Regions from separate parts of the Homo sapiens genome. Here region 1 is linked to region 2. The links are chromatin contacts, found by Hi-C or POLR2A ChIA-PET in ENCODE. All regions are on one chromosome and are shown on one strand. Each heading gives the region's core, a stretch centred on a gene start or an enhancer-like site at or near the end of the contact. The rest is flanking DNA. Distances are from core to core; before and after follow the strand shown.

Region 1 (2,930 bases), core at 429-2,928, 160 kb after region 2:
AAGGTTAAGGAGAGTATGTGTCTGTCTCCTATGGATGTACAGAAACGAGTCCTAAAAAAAAATTGATGAGGAAAATCAATGGTGTGAACATAGCACCACATTACAAATATTTTCTCAAATGAAGGTTTTTGAAAAAGTATAGAAAAAATTCAAACGGTTGTTTGGTTACTTCTCTGATAATTGCTATTATCTTAATCCATTTTTAACATTCATAATTTAAAAGAAAATTAAGAAATTAAGAATATTAATTTTTTTCTTTTGGTAGCCTTAGCTTTAAACAAAAATAGGATATGAACATGTTAAAAGTCTATGTACAGATTTTGTGTATGTCCCTGGAAGGGAGTTTGTTTGCTGGCCAGCTTAATTTTTGACAAAGAAAAATGGGCTGCTCTTGCTTCTTGCACAAAGATGCACTGTTTCTAGAGCAAAGCAAAAAAAAAAAAAAAAAAAAAAAAGAAAAGAATGTGTGTAAACAAAAAATTTGGAAAAAAATTAAGATAATATTCAACATGATAATTTAGTATAAACTTTTTGTGAATTGATAAAATGTGTGGCTCATTAGAATTAAAAATATAACTATAATAAGAATTTTACTAATATCTGATAACTTTAACAGCAAGCAAAGCACTCTAAATTTCATTTTTACTACTTCATAATTAAAGATATAGCTTTTTTAAAAAGCTGCTTTGTCTGTGCAGTTGTACAGTACTCTAAAGTTTCCAAAAGAAATGAGGCAAAGTATTTGTGAAATCGAGCCACCTCGATTCCTTCCACAGAGCTGCCATCTGGGCTTGTTTATTTGTGTTTCCAACTTTCTGGAACAGAGAGTTTCTCTGTTAGGGACAGGGCACTGAGCAAAGGAAGTGTCTTACAGAAGGCTATCTTTTTTTTTTTTTTAACTACATTTTCAAAACTTATAGTTTAGTTTGGTCAAAAATATCAAATGACTACCATAATCACAGAGTCTAACACAATTGGAAGCCTCAGAATTGTCTTAGCAAACACTCTTCCACGATATGATGCAAGTAATATTTACTACATAATACCTTATTGTGATTTTCAAATCTTTTTCAAAATACAAACTGTCACTAAGGCTATATAGCTATTTGTCCTGGAAATCAAGCATTTTTCATAAATCCTTCTATAAATAAGTATTTGATTTAAAAATGAAAGAAGTATTTCCAAGCAATTTCCCTAATTTTAGAAGGTACATATGAGCCATGTTACCAAAATACGAAGCAATCAACAAAACAAAAATCTTACAAAGTATAATTAAGAAGCGAAGCATTATTGTTTGAATATACAATCTCATTATGAAGAACAGTTTAAAAATTTATTAAGTCAACACTTAAAAATGACTAGTAGTCTCATCTCTGAAACATTTAACAAACAAAATAGAAGCAAAAAGTACCTTGTAGAGTAAAATCCAGCAATACATATTCGTAAGCAAATTCTGTCTTTGTTTCCACTTGCGGTCTCTTCAGGGTAGAAAATATTTTTCCAGGGCTGCTATCATCAGGGTCTTCTAGCTTTCTAAGTCCGCACCCCATGGCAAAATCTGTAAGGAATTAAATTGCAGGAAAGGGGAGGGAGAGCAGCAAATTCTGTTGTTTAAGCTGCAAAAAGAAAGTTACAGACTTAACTGCTTTGATTTTGTTTTCAGCTAAACTATAGATAACCAAAAAAAAAAAAAAAAGCAAAAACCAAAAAAAAAAAAAAAACCCAAAAAAAACCATCTGGGTCCAAAGAAAGGAGTTGAAGAATTTTTCTATCCATTTTTCTGTAAAGTCATTGAACCCATGATTAAGCTACAGCTCCAGGAGGCTGGGCTTGATCTTAGAGAAACATGCAAGCTGCTACAACTTAGCGGAGAATTTCCATGCCACGTCAATTTACAGCCAGCCCCCTACCAGAGTTCTGTCGCTCAGGGCACCAGCGGTGCTTTGTCTATTCCAGTTGGCTGGATGATAAAAAGAGGTGTCCAAAAACGGAAATAAAAAGGCAAAAGGGCAACTTGGATGTAATTATCTACAAGTAGAAGATATATTCAGACATAGTGGCACACAATTCTTTTTCTGTTTTCCCTCTCCTCTCTGTCCTGCGCCTACCCTCCTTCCTCTCAACTACTACCAAGAAAGAAAAAGGAGAGAGAGAGAGAGAGGCAGTAGGGGGGTGGAGAGAGAGACAGAGAGAGAGAGGGAAAAAGAGAGAGAGAGAGTGAAAGAGAGAGAGAGAAAGAAAGAAAGAGAAAAATGAAAAGAGTGGATTCTCAACATATTTAGAAACAAAAATCATTTCCAGAAAGGAAGTCAGCTTTATGAGGAAACTATTTCTGGAGTCTAAAAGGAGGAAAGTAAAGTTTAAAAAAACAGCCCTTTAAGTCTTTAGTTAGTACTTTTGAGGATTTCTTTCCATATGAAGTTTCTTTCTGTTGGAAAAAATCATATGCTAATTAAAACAGCAAAGTATAAAAAATTTATATTAAAATATTTTTATAAAAAAGACTTTACTTAATTGCAAAGGAGAGACAGTTATGTGTGTAATTAGTTTCCCCAACATCCTTAAATAGTTTAAAACACTCTACTATTAGAAGGCTTATGATAGCAACTAATACTTCTATAGGTCTCAAAGTATCCTTAATTAAAAAATAAAACAAAACTGACAACTTGATTCATTTAATTTTTTTTTTTTTGAGATGTGGTCTTGCCTGTCACCTAGGCTAGAGTGCAGTGGCAAAATCATGGTTCACTTCAGCCTCGACCTCCCGGGCTCAAGCCATCTTCCCACCTCAGCTTCCCAAGTAGCTGAGACCACAGGCTTCAATGTGATTGAAAAAATTTTTCAGGCTTGTATTCTCTAGAATCTCAACTGTGATAAGGGTTTATTTTGTAAATAATGGAAGCAGTGGCAGAATCACATGCAACCACATC
Region 2 (3,112 bases), core at 54-2,553:
TGCTGGAGTCAAGGCAATTTGTAGTGAAGGACTGAGCCTTATCATACTTGTACATTAGTGCCTACCATATAGTGGGGCTTAATGAGTATCTGTTGAACGAATAATCTTTTCATATGTAGACGCTGGTTCTGGGAGGGCAAAATTAAGTCCCTATTCTTGAAGAGTTACCAGTCAATACATCTTCCAGAGAGAACCAACTTCCTGTTGTTAAACCCTTCAATGCCTAGTTCTAAGTCACTGACAATTACTCAGCTAGAGACCCACTCAACCTCTCCTCTCCTCTCAAATTCCATTTCTGGAAGCTGTTACATGGCCCTTCCCTCAGCATTCTCAATACACCTTCTATCTAGGGACACTTGATGTTTTCTTCTTTTGGAAATCATGCTACTGTATGCGTTTTTTACTTTTTGAACTGTCTTCCCATCTGCTATCCCAAGGCCTCCCTCACCCCAGATAAAAGATTCAAGGTTTCTAAGCAGGAAAAAAAGTTTGCGAAAATGCTGTGGTTTCTTAAGAGAGAACACTTAAAATTTGCAACAAAGGAAATGTGGAATCCTGTAAGATGTAAAACCCTCACCACCTGTCAAGGACTACTAATTTCCTCCTCCTGCTTCTGACTTGAAAAACACGAGCTAAATCTGTCTGCCTAACGCACAAAACCAGATGTCCACTCTTCATCTCACATAATTGACATCTGCGTCTTTTATCTACGTAAACAAACTTGTCATTGAAAAAGTCCTTGGCTTTGAAGTCGCCGGATGGCGTAAATAACACTGACACTCAAATCCCCCGTCTGATTTCAGATTGGGTCGATTTCACGCAGGTTCTATAGAATTTGCCAAGACTGCTGGCCTGTTTTCTACCCTGATTCCTTAGGTGGCTTCTGGGACAGAATTACGGTTCTCTAAGTATTTGCTTGCAGGTGGGTTTACTGAAACGGTCGCCACTATACGAAGTTCGTTCTTCCCGTGTAACTAACGAGAGCCCATACCAACGTGCAACGCAGCCGTGCACACTGCCGCAGCGGTCGCTGCGATCACGACCTTTCAAACCGCCCCGCAGCCCTCGCAAAGAGGCTCGTGGCGCCCGCCTTCCGGTGCCTCAGTCCCTGCCAGTAGCCACCCGACGCCGTCCGGCTGTTCCTCGTTCGCCCTCTCCCTCCGCCTAGCCCGCTTCTACCCGGACGGCTCCCGGCGCAGGCTGCAGCTGTTCCGTCAGCTGCCGCTCCTCCTCCCAGACGCAGAGCGCCGCTCTGCCCCGCCCCCCGCGCAGGCTGCCGTCCCTACATCCGGGTACCGACTCCAGCCGCCTAGACGCTGGCACTATGGTCATGGCGGAGGGGACGGCAGTGCTGAGGCGGAACAGGCCGGGCACCAAGGCGCAGGTACCATGTCTGCACTTTTCTTGTCGGGCAACTAGGTGCCGAGCAGTGCTGCGCCCGGAAGCTGGCCGCCACTGCGGGGAGGTTGGGCCGAGGCGGCAGGCGGGCGGGCTGGGGCACTGGTGCCCGGCCTGCTCTTCCGGAGCTGCAGCCCCTCAATTTGGCTGAGGCGGTGGCGGCCGCCGTGAGGCCTGCGGAGCTCCGACCCAGGGGTAGGCGTGAGGGGCGGGTGGGGTCTGCTGGTGGTACCTGCCTGCCGAAGCCCTGGGCTGCGAGCCTGTCAGCAGCAACGGCTTCTTCTCGCCTTGCCCCTGAGCCCCAGCTGACTAGCATTGGAGGGGCGCGACCAGCCTGGTGGAGACCCCCGGGGTTTCCTGAAGGTCGGGGCCGCTGAGGTGGGAGGGGGTGTAAACACAGCCTACCTCGACCCGGCGTCCAGTTCCTACCTGGCCTGGGAAGTACCTACCCGTTTCCTGCCATCCAGCTTGTCTAGCCGGATCCGGGTGCCGATATTCTCCTCCTTGTTTCCCTTTGACCACCTCTCCCTGCCGCTTTCCCTGGAGCTGTTCTCTGGTCCAGCAAGTTTTCATCACTAAGTTGTGACTTGTTAGATGTCATTCCTTGCTAATATGCGTGAAGCATAGTCAGAGAATGAACTGATTATAATTTTGTCAGCTTTTTTGTAGGGCATTATGTGTGGTAAATTGGTGCTTGATTAGGCATTGTTTCTTAGGGTTTGGAAAAGATGGGATGCCTCACATTAAAAATAAATAAATAAAATTGGCATCCAGACTTGAACTGATTAATTGCTAGCCGAAATGGCTTGCTATAGACTAGATGCTCTGAAATCGGAAGAGATGTGTTTATAAAATGTTAAAAAGTGATGCAAATGAAAATTGAAACAAAACAATCGTGGAGCTATGATTGTATGTCTGAGAATAGATTTTAATTTCTTATACAGAATTATGGAAAGAACACCTTTCGAAGGGGGCATACAGGTATTGATTACCTCCCCAGATTCATGTTACAGATAAGGAAACTGAAGCCCAAGAGAATTAAGTGGATTTGCCCAAGGATACATAGTCTCCTGATTCTTAATTCACTGGTGACCTGTTCTCTTTAACAAGCTGCTTCTAGTGCTGAATTTCAGAGAAAATTTTAAAGTCTTATTTTGGAGTCACATTAAGCTGTCAGTTATTCCTACTGACAGTTTTGTTTTCATACTACTGGAAATTTATCCGTTACATATGCTTGCTTTTTACCGTTTCCACACTTTTCTTCCTCATGCTCTTTTCTCAGATACCTTTACATCTTATTCTGTGGAAACATTGTTTCTGATTACATTTTTATGTTCAGAAGTAGACTTTTCTGTTCATATTCTGAGAGTCATCTCATTTATTCATAAGTTCTTAATTTTGAAAGGTTAGAAAATAAAATATTTAATATCGTAACATACTTGCTATGTTGCTGTAAGTCACATAGAAGAAAACTTATTGTCTTTTTTTTTCACATTGTCATGGATCAAGGTTGTTAGATAAAATATAACAGAAAAAGGATAAAAAATGAAAAAGACTGCTTACGCCGTAGTTTGTCCTATCTTGTTTATCACATGAATTTCGTTTAGTGAAATGGATCTGTTCTAAAATGATATATTTAGAACCGTATCTCCTTCCCTATTGGGTCAAAAGAAAAAAAATTAAAAACTATAATAGAGGGCTGGGTGCGGTGGCT

What was found. Hi-C counts contacts between places; a loop is a spot of excess contacts on that map. ChIA-PET counts read pairs that join two places held with the same protein, here RNA polymerase II (POLR2A). Pooled maps may share reads with other maps.
Region 1: a map of endothelial cell of umbilical vein shows a loop between it and region 2 (7-fold over the local background). The contact joins the promoter of RFTN2 here to the promoter of MOB4 in region 2. A Hi-C loop is called at or near these places in 6 of 168 maps with a recorded cell type or tissue (IMR-90, chondrocyte, dorsolateral prefrontal cortex and 3 more) and 8 of 50 pooled maps. POLR2A ChIA-PET finds 5 or more read pairs at or near these places in 7 of 52 experiments (A673, AG04449, AG04450 and 4 more).

Annotation. Positions count from the first base shown.
Region 1 is chr2:197,673,909-197,676,838 of GRCh38, forward strand. It overlaps RFTN2 (raftlin family member 2), which reads right to left and starts at 1,679. Exons shown (of 9, transcript NM_144629.3): 1 at 1,412-1,679. The coding sequence starts at 1,550.
Region 2 is chr2:197,514,763-197,517,874 of GRCh38, forward strand. It overlaps MOB4 (MOB family member 4, phocein), which reads left to right and starts at 1,304. Exons shown (of 8, transcript NM_015387.5): 1 at 1,304-1,384. The coding sequence starts at 1,325. All of the region lies in intron 2 of HSPE1-MOB4 (HSPE1-MOB4 readthrough), which reads left to right. RefSeq lists a silencer at 1,143-1,362.